2 separate regions of the Homo sapiens genome follow, and region 1 is linked to region 2. The links are chromatin loops, found by intact Hi-C in ENCODE. Cell type or tissue: PC-9. All regions are shown on one strand. Region 1 overlaps INPP4B (inositol polyphosphate-4-phosphatase type II B). Region 2 overlaps INPP4B (inositol polyphosphate-4-phosphatase type II B).

What was found. A loop is a pair of places that touch in the nucleus more often than their neighbours do. Peaks named below come from ENCODE experiments on the same cell type or tissue, not always from the same donor. Only the 100,000 strongest peaks of a DNase experiment are listed, where the experiment ranks them.
Region 1: a loop joins it to region 2, with 12 times the contacts of the local background. A loop is called at or near these places in 2 of 110 quality-filtered maps.

What each region holds. Positions count from the first base shown.
Region 1 is chr4:142,613,404-142,618,403 of GRCh38, forward strand. All of the region lies in intron 2 of INPP4B (inositol polyphosphate-4-phosphatase type II B), which reads right to left. The region is part of intron 2 of LOC101927613 (a long non-coding RNA gene); the gene reads left to right. Among named protein-coding and RNA genes, the nearest start is that of INPP4B, 230 kb to the right of the region's middle. In PC-9, no CTCF peak of the experiment used is centred here; DNase peaks (open chromatin) are centred at 1,468 and 2,088; H3K4me3 peaks cover 926 bases; H3K27ac peaks cover 3,173 bases.
Region 2 is chr4:142,471,666-142,476,665 of GRCh38, forward strand. The region is part of intron 2 of INPP4B (inositol polyphosphate-4-phosphatase type II B); the gene reads right to left. Among named protein-coding and RNA genes, the nearest start is that of INPP4B, 370 kb to the right of the region's middle. In PC-9, a CTCF peak has its summit at 1,910; DNase peaks (open chromatin) are centred at 1,596, 2,216, 2,926 and 4,186; H3K4me3 peaks cover 3,933 bases; H3K27ac peaks cover 5,000 bases.

The DNA of each region.
Region 1 (5,000 bases), 140 kb after region 2:
TTACAAAACTAAAAGACTGTTACATGCTCCTGCCAAGGTCATCTATATCTGGAAATCAATAGAATTTCATGAGTTACCATCATACATACACTGATTATACTGCAGTAGACTCTCAGTGTGTAGCTATGGCTACAGATCCTTGGGAAATCTAAAATTCACAACACATATATCTTTGTAAAGACCCTTGACTTTTCATAGACATAATTTCTGTCCAGAATCTCATGTTCTGTGAATATATCCTTCCATCACATTACAAAGAGAAATGTTTAAATCATTTAACAAAAAGCTATACAATAACAAATGGAGAATGTAAAAAAGATTAATATTTAGATGCTGGGTGCTTGGCTAGCTTCACTTGTCATTTAATAACTTAGTCCTACACATCAGCCTCATGGTGCATATTACTCACATACCTTAAATTGTAAAAAATCAGATATCATGATCTTCAAGGTTATTTGCAAATGGTAAGTCCTCCAAGGCCAAATTCACAAATAGAAAGGGTTTGTTGTATTAAGAGCCAAACTTCCACTGCATCCCACCATGTTATACTAAGATTCTTAGTTAATACAAACCTATACTTAAACACAGTGGTGATGGTTATAGGAACGGGTAGCAAATAAATATCAAGATAAGTTCTTAATAGTAACTGAAACAGCATAGTGCTGGTATAAAAATAGATGCACAGATCAATGGAACAGAACAAAGAACCCACAGGAGGCTGAGGCAGGAGAATCACTTGAGGCTGGGAGGTGGAGTTTGCAGTAGGCGAAGGCCACTGCACTCCAGCCAACATGGGTGACAGAGCAAGACTCTGTCTCAAAACAAACAAACAAACAAACCCAAAATAAAGCTACATACCTACAAGCAAGTTGTCAAAAATATACTCTAGGGAAAGAACACACTGTTCAATAAATGATGCTGGGAAAATTTGATAATCATATACAGAAGAATGAAAGTGAGCTCCTATCTCTCAGTATATAAAAATAACTAAAGATAGATTAAAAACCTAAATGTAAGACTTGAAACTATAAAACTCCTGGAAGAAAACCTAGGAAAAACTCCTCTGGACATTGACCTAGGCAAAGAATTTATGACTAAGTCCTCAAAAGGAAATGCAACAAAAAACAAAAATATAGAAGTAGGACTTAATTAAACTGAATAGCTTCTGCATAACAAAATAAATAATCAACAGAGTAAACAGGCAACCTACAGGATTAGTGAAAATATTTGAAAACAATACTTCTGACAGAGGGCTAATATCCAGAACCAAAGGAACTCAAACAGCTCAACAAAAAAGAAACAACCACATTAAAAAGTAGACAAAGGACATGAACAGACATTTTTTCAAAAGAAAACATACAAGTAACCTATAAACATATGGGAAAAATGCTCAATATGAGTAATCTTAAGAGTAATGAAAATTAAAACCACAATGAGATACCATCTTACCCTAGTCAGAATGACTATTACTAAAAAGTCAAAAAACAACAGATGTTGGTGAGGATGCAGAGAAAAAGGAATGCTTATAGACTATTGGTGGAAATCTAAATTAGTACAACCTCTATGGAAGACAGTATGGAGATTTCTAAAGAACTAAAAATAGAACTACCCTTTGATTCAGAAATTTCACTACTGAGTATCCACTCAAAGGAAAAGAAATCATTATATCAGAAAGAAACCTGAACTTGTAAGTTTATCGCAGCACTATTCATTTTTTATTTGTTTATTTATTTTTATTTTAAAAGGTTAGTTCTGAGTCAGTATGACTGACTATGTACCGAGGAACACAATCTGAAGAGTTCCTGAGAAAGTGCATCTGCAGAAGTTAGACTGCACTTTGGTTTTATACATTTTAGAAAGGGAGGAGGTTTTATACATTTTAGAAAGGAAGGAGTTACAGGCAAAGTAATAAATCAATACATGGAAGTTATATGTTGATTTGATCCAAAAAGATAGATATCTACAGGTTATAGGTGGATTAAGAGATTCCTTAATTTGCAACTGGTTAAAGGAGTAAAGCTTTGTCTACAAATTTGGAGTCAGCAGAAAGGAATGTTTTAAGTTAAGATAAGGAAGTCTGTTAACCAATAAACTAGGTCAGAGTGACCTGTAGGGATGTGTGAGTTAGCCCTTGTCTGGCATGGCCTTAGGTCCTATTTGTGATTCAGTATCTTACTGTCACGAAGAGTCCACCTAGTTAGTCTCATGATCTCTATTTTTATTAATTTTTTATTAATGCGAGTCAGTTGTGCCTAAACTCCAAAAGGGAAAGGGTATAACAAGGTACGTCTGACCTCCCTTCCCATCATGGCTGGGAATTCAGTTTTTAAGGTTTTTCTGAGGTCCCCTTGGCCAAGAAAGTGTGTCTTCAGTCAGTGGGGGACTTAAGATTTTATTTTTAGTTTACAACTTGACAGTTTAACTTTTTCGTAGGGGTTGAGAGAATGCTTCCTCTCTGCCCACTGAAGGTTCACAGAAAATAAACTGACAAAAGCCATATTAATAGGAGAAAAAAAGGCATACAAATTCATAATGTGCCTAAACACAGAAGTCATATACAAAATATGAGACTTAAAGAGGGGCCATATGTTTGAGGCTTAAATAATCTCTTTATATGGGAGAGATGTATGGACTCAGGTGTTAGATATTATTTTATAAATGATTCTATTTGGAAGCTAGATGGACAAGGTGAGGGGCAGAACTACATAAAAACAAAGATTGACATTTTTATGCAGATAAAGCCCCCCAACCCTCACCCAATGAAATCTCTTGGTGCTGCCCTCGGAATGGATGAAATGTCTATCTCAGTGTGGTGATGACTCCCAGTTTCTTCTCTTCTTTGGTAGTTTATCTTTCCCAGTTATTTGATGAGATTCCTAGAGAGGGAGTCTTAAAACATAACACATTTCTTTTGGAAATAAGCTTTCTTAGATAAAGAAACTTCAGAGAGATATCTCCCAGTGCTTCTGTAAAGAGGATCAGAGAGAGGGAGGCAAGACAAGGTCGGAGAAAGCCAGTAGTTCTGAAGCTTATTTCTGAGACCTCTCAATTTTTAAGGCGCTTAGCATGTTCTGAGACCTCTCAATTTTTAAGGTGCTTAGCATGTTAAAGAGCCATATTTTGGGGAATTATTTTTGTACCCCAACACTTCTAAATTTTAGCCATTCTGGTGACCATACATTTTTGTCTTATTTTAGTTTTAATTTATATTTCCTTGAAAGCTGAAGATGTTGAGCATCTTTTCACGTGCAGCATTATTCATAATAGCAGTCATGGAATCAACCTAAGTGTCCATTGATGGATGACTGAATTTAAAATATGCTATATATACACCATGGGATACTACTCAGCCATAAAAAAGAATGAAATCTTGTCTTTTACAGCAACATGGATAAAACTGGGAGCCATTATCCTAAGTGAAATGACTCAGAAACAGAGAGCCAAAAACCACACGTTCTTACTTGTAAGTGGGAGCTAAAGAGCAGGTATATATGAGCAGCCAGAGTGGAATAATAGACACTGGAGACTCCTAAAGGTGGGGAGGGTAGGAAGGGTATGAGGAATTAAATACTACCTATTGGGTACATTGTGCAGTATTTGGGTGATGGGCACACTAAAAGCCCGAACTTCACAGCTACACAATCTATCCTTGTAAGAAAACTATACTTTTACCTCTAAGATCTAAAAAAATAGAATAAAAATTTAAAAAATAAACCCTCTATTTGCTCAAACATGCATAAACTGAGAACCCTCACACTCCTAACCCATTATCATTTATTCTATTCAGTGGCTTTCCTGGAATATCAGGAGTTTCTAGCCTACCAGAATACTCTGTGCCTACAGCCGCACTATTTCTATTGACAAATTGACACACAAAAAAGGCAGATCTCATCCATTCCCTGGCTGTGGAAAGATGAACATAGCTGACATACATTCGCTCCAACTCACACACATGCATAGCTGATCTGCACCCACCTTCCCTTAGGTCACAGGGATGACAGCTGGAGGCAAAATGCTCAAGGGCAGCAACCATTGCTTGCTGCTCAGAATATAATCTCCCCTCCCTTCAGCAAGACCAGGACAGCACCAGAGGCAAAAGCTCACGGCTGGAGAGACACCTCTAGCACAATCTTCACACCTAGAGTGGAAGGGACATGAGTTTGGGTAACATAAAGAGAGAAGGCGCTGCCATTAATTTCATAAAGGTTAGCCCGTGAGCAATAAACAACGAGCTGGCATTATCCTAGGCACTGTCTGTCTGCTTCCCAAGCACATGACTCCTGGAGTTCAGAGAAAACAGCACAGATGAAAAGGGAGAATATCCCTGATTAAGTCATCTGCTAAAAAATAGTTACAATATAAATCCTATAGAAAACCCTGTTTAGAGGATACGCTTAGCATCTCTCACCTTGCCAAGCTGGATTGAATTAACACAATTTCCAGGCAATGCAATAGAGATAACAGCATAAAAGTTGGAGATTCTCAAGTCACTTGTCACTCTTCAGGTTTTGTCTCCTTTTGTTGAAATGAGCTAGTCCAAATTATTATAATTTATCAATAAAAATATCATACTTAAGAAGCATTATGGCTAAATGTCATTACAATGATGGAATGGTAATTCAAATCATCCTTTTTAAAGGGAATTAAAGAAAGTTAGATTTTATATACTTCATGTGCTATAGTAATATATCCAATGGGGAACATTAAGAAATGAATATTGAAAGACTTAATATTGTCAAAATGTCCATATTACTCAAACTGATTTACAGATTCAATGCAATACCTATCAAAATATCAATGGTACTGTCTACTGAAATAGAAAAAAAAAATCCCTAAAACTTATATGGAACTACAAAAGACCTTGAATAGCCAAAACAACTGTAAGAAGAACAAAGCAGGAGAAATCACGCTTCCTGGTTTCAAAATATAATACAAAGCTATTCTAATTAAAACAGTATGCTGCTGGCATAATGAAAGACATATGGACCAATGGAACAGAA
Region 2 (5,000 bases):
AGTGTAGGCAGAGATACCTGTGCTAGCAGCAGTCACAGTGAGATTTCTTTGGAGCAGTGCTCGTGTGTATTTAGCTGGGGTTGGAGCTCCTGAGCACCCGCAATCCAAGCCTGAGCACCCGCAATCCAAGCCTGAGCCTCTGTTCTTTAGGATTTTAGTGGATCCTAGGCACTTTTGCCTTCACCAGCCCCTTCCTCCATAGTATACACACACACACACACACGTATATGTTATATAATAATATTTTATGACTGCATTGGTATAAAGATATATTAATATGGAATAAAAATCTTTCAACCTACAAATTATTTTTTTTCAGATTTTGAAAGCACTGTGGGCCTTAGCAGTACGCTTATTGAGTAAGTTCACCCTGCTTAATGTTTTCAAAGGAATTCCTTTTTCCTTTAAACTAGCTGGAGTATACCTGACTGTACAGGTGGCAAAACTACAGTGAAATTTTCACTTTGTTGAACATTTCTAGGAATTCTTAAATTCTTTGGAAAAGTATGTCTTACTTAGTAAAGAGAAAATAATACATTTATGAAGAAAAAAAGAAAATCTGAACAATTAATTTATCTTCAGTAGCTTATAGCATCAAATGAAAAAAATGCATATCTCAGAATCTTAAGCTACAAAAGTACTGTAAAGATCATTGTAGGAAAAAAAAAAAAAAGTCATTGTGTCCAATTACCCATCTGCTATTTCAATTACCTTTACCCCATACCCTGACCAAGTTGTCATTGTCAGTGATACCGAACCCAGTAAGTACTATCTCTGGAAGAAAAGCAGACATTCTGTCTCTTGATTATATGACTGTTAAAAGTTCCTCTTTAATACTGAAAAAGAAAATATATTTCTGAAATATTTTTCCCCAAATGTATCTCCAATATATGAATATTCTTTATGTTCCCATTTTAGATCCCCAATACCAGTGCCTCAGAATTATTACATAGCTCCCCATCTCAAAAGATTCTTATACCTACTTGCACAAATTTTTTCCTTTGAGTCTGTATCAATCTATGATTTCCGTAGGCCACCTGTTTCTCCAAAGCAAAGATGTGAATTACTAAATCAGAGGCACTGTATCTCTTCAGATCATTATTTCTTTGACCCCCCATCAGAAGAATACAAACTTGCATGAGGTCATAGTTTAAAAGGAAATTTGGAATCCAATACAAAATGCAGACATTTGTATTTTGAAAAGAAAAACTTTTCTACTTTATGAATTTTTCTTGAAGTAGCTACCCAAAACAAAATAGTAAAAACTACACAAAACTAGAACTCTGGGAATACCAATTATCAGTCTTGGTACTGCTCCTAAATCCTGTTACCAACAAAATCAAGGTCTCTCAGATAAATTAAATAATAAAGACAATTTAGACTCTCAACATTTGATGACTTGATTTCTAATAAAGATTAGATCCCTTAGGACATTAGCTACATGACTAAGTAAAATTAATAAAACTGATCAGTGTCATCTGATTTGTAGTTGATATTTCCTTTTTGGGGGAAAGGCCAAAATGGCAGACTAGAAGCCGCTAACAAGTGCTACTTCTAGAGGAAACAAAAGGGCTAGTGAACACTGACCCTGCAGGCTGATCATCTGAGCAACCACATCAGAATCCATCAAGGCAGCAGAGGAACGCAGAGAGCAGAAAGGAGCAAAGCAGGACACCACCCTGTCTGGGCTTAATGTAGAGTCAGCAGAACCTCTCCAAAATGGAAAAGGATGAGTAAGACCCCTCTTGGGGATACACACTGCCTACAGGGACAAATGCAAGACTGGGAATGAGATCATCCCTTTGGCCCACTCCACGGCCCCCCACCATGCTTCTAGACTGAGGCAGATGTTTTCTGGAGGCAACTCTCAAAGTGCAAGGGGAACTCTAAAAGACTTTGGCCCCAGAGCAGACCATCACCAGCACAATAGCCCCAACAGAGGTCGCAGTTTGGTGCCTGAGAGCAGTAAGATTGCTCCACCCAGCTCACTGGACAAGGTCCCATGTTAGGTTCTAGTCCAGCGGTCCCACTTCTGCCATAACTTGGCTGGCAGCCACCACCTCCTGTTGTCCTTGGAAGTACCCAGACAGCAGGGCTGGTGACTCCATGACCCCCACAGATAGCCAGATGGGAAACACCTGCTAGAACTTCCAGCCCAGCAGACTCACTTCCCTGTGAACTCAGCTGGAAAGTGCAGCTTCCTGTTATCCCGGGAAGCACCCAGATGACAAGGCAGGTGACCCCACCCACCCTTGCCTTGGATAGCCAGGTGGACAATGCTTGCTAGTTTCTGGTCTAGTGCTCCTGCTTCTGTGTGTACTCAGCCTTAAGGCATAGCTTCCTGTTGTCCCAGGAAACATCCGGGCTGCAGGGCAGGAGACCCCACCCACCCTTACCACTAGTAGCCAGGTGGGCAACACTTGCTAGAGCTTCCGGTCCAGTGGTTCCACTTCTGTCTGAACTGTCAGTGGACACAGCCTCCTGTTGTCCTGGGAAACATCTGTGTAGCTGGGCAGGTGGCCCTCTCCATTCTCACTACGGGTAACCAGGCTAGCCATACCTGCCAGAGCTTCCAGTCCGATGATCCCTCTTCTGTCTGAACTCAGCCAGTGAGTGCAGCCTCCTGTTGTCCCAGGAGACATTCAGACAGCAGGGTAAGTGACCCTGCCCTTGCCTCAAACTGCAGGTAGCTAGGCTGGCAATGCCTGTTAGAGCTTCCAGCCCAGTGATCCTTCTGCTGTCTGAGCTCAGAAGGCAGGCACAGCCTCCTGTTGTCCTGAGAAAATCCTGTAGAGCAGGGTAGGTGACCACAGGGTGAGTAACCACAGGGTGAGTGACCCCACCCACTCCCACTGCTGGTATCCAGGCAGGCAACACCAACTAGAGCTTTTAGCCCATCAGTCCTACTTCTGTGTGAACCTAGCTGGAGGGCACAACCTCTTGTTGCCCAGGAAAACACCCAGACAGTAGGGCAGACTACCCCACTGACTCCTGCTGCTGGTAGCCAGGCAGTCAACGCCTACTAGAGCTTCCAGCCCGGCAGTCCCACTTCTATGTGAACTCAGCCGGAGAGCACAGCCACCTGTTGTCTGGAGAAACATCCAGATGGCTGGATAAGTGACTCCACCTGCCCCTACCTCTCTTAGCTAGGCAAGCCACACCTGCTAGAGCTTCCAGCCCAGTGGTTTTACTTTTACTTAAATTTGCCAAAGACCACAGCCTCCTATTGCCCCAGAAACCACCTGGATGGTAAGGTAAGAAACTCCACTCACACCCACCTGTCATAGCCAGATAGGCCACACCTGCTAGAGTTTCTAGACCAGCAGTTTTGCTTCCGTCTGCACTCTGTGGGCAGGTGCAACCTTGTGATCTCCCAGGAAGCACAACTACAGCAGATTAGAACTGACCCAGAAAAGATATGGCCTGTCTGCCAACTGTGGCCCTTGCCTGAGAGAGCCCCATTGATCAGAACACTTAATAAAAGAAATTTGGGCATAGAGACAATAACTGGAGGGGACACCTCCAAGACCCAGGAGTAGAATAGAATCAAAACTAGTCGACTGAACTCATACCACAAGCAAATTTGCAAGGGCATCACAGAATATAAAAGCAAATAAACAAAAAACCCCCAAAAAACAAAACAAAAACAAAACAAAACAAACAAAAAAACATCTAAAGGACAGCAACTTCAAGGACTGAAGGAATATCAGCTCACACAGATGAGAAAAAAAAAACAGTGCAAAATTCTGGCAACTCAAAAAGGCAGAGTGTCCTTCTTACCTCTAAACAACCATACTACTTACCCAGAAATGGTTCTTACCTGGGCTGAAATGGCTGAAATGTCAGAAATAGAGTTCAGAATATGGATTGGAATGAAGATTATCGACATTCAAAAGAAAGAAGAAACCCAATTCAATGAATCTAAGAAATATAATAAAATGGTACAGAAACTAGAAGGTAAAATGGCCATTTTAAGAAAGAACCAAACTGAGCTGATAGAAGTCAAAAATCCACTTCAACGATTTTATAGTACAATTGCAAGTATTAACAGCAAAATCAACCAAGAGGAGGAAAGAATCTCAGAGTTCAAAGACGGTTTCTCTAAATTAACTCAGACAAAAAACAAACAAACAAAACCAACAGAGAAGAAAGAATGAAACCTCTGAGAAATATGAGATTATGTAAAGAGATCATATCTATGACTCATTGGCATCACTGAAAGAGAGAAGCACAAAGTAAGCAACTTGCAAAACATTTGAGGATATCATTCACAAAATTTCCTCAACCTTATTAGAGAGGCAAACATTTAAATCCAGGAAATGTAGAGAATCCCTGTGAAAAACTACACCAGAAGACCATCCCCAAGACATAATTATCAGATTCTTCAATGTTGAAATGAAAGGAAAAATATTGAAGGCAGTTAGAGAGAAGGGACAGGTCACCTACAAAGAGAACTCCATTAGGATAACAGCAGACCTTTCAGCTGAAACCTACAAGCCAGAACAGACTGGAGGACAATAGTCAGCATTAATAAAGAAATTCCAACCAATAATTTCATATTTAGCCAAACTAAGCTTCATAAGCAAAGAAGAAATAAGATACTTTTCAGAAAAGTATATGCTAAGAGAATTTATTACCACCGGACCTGCCTTATAAGAGGTTCTTAAGAGAGTGCTAAATCTTGACAGGAAAGATTGTTACCAGCCACCACAAAAACACACTTAAGTACATAAACCATTGACACTGTAAAGGAACCACACAATCAAGTCTGCATGATAACCAGCTAACAACACAAGGACAGGCTCAAACCTTAAATGTAAATGGACTGAATGTTCCAATTAAAAAGCACAGAGTGGCAAGTTGGATACAGAAACAAGACCCAACTGTGCTGTCTACAAGAGACCCATCTCACATGCAGTGACACCCATAAGCTCAAAGAAAAGGGATGGAGAAATATCTACCAAGCAAACAGAAAAAAGCAGGGGTCGCTATTCTAATTT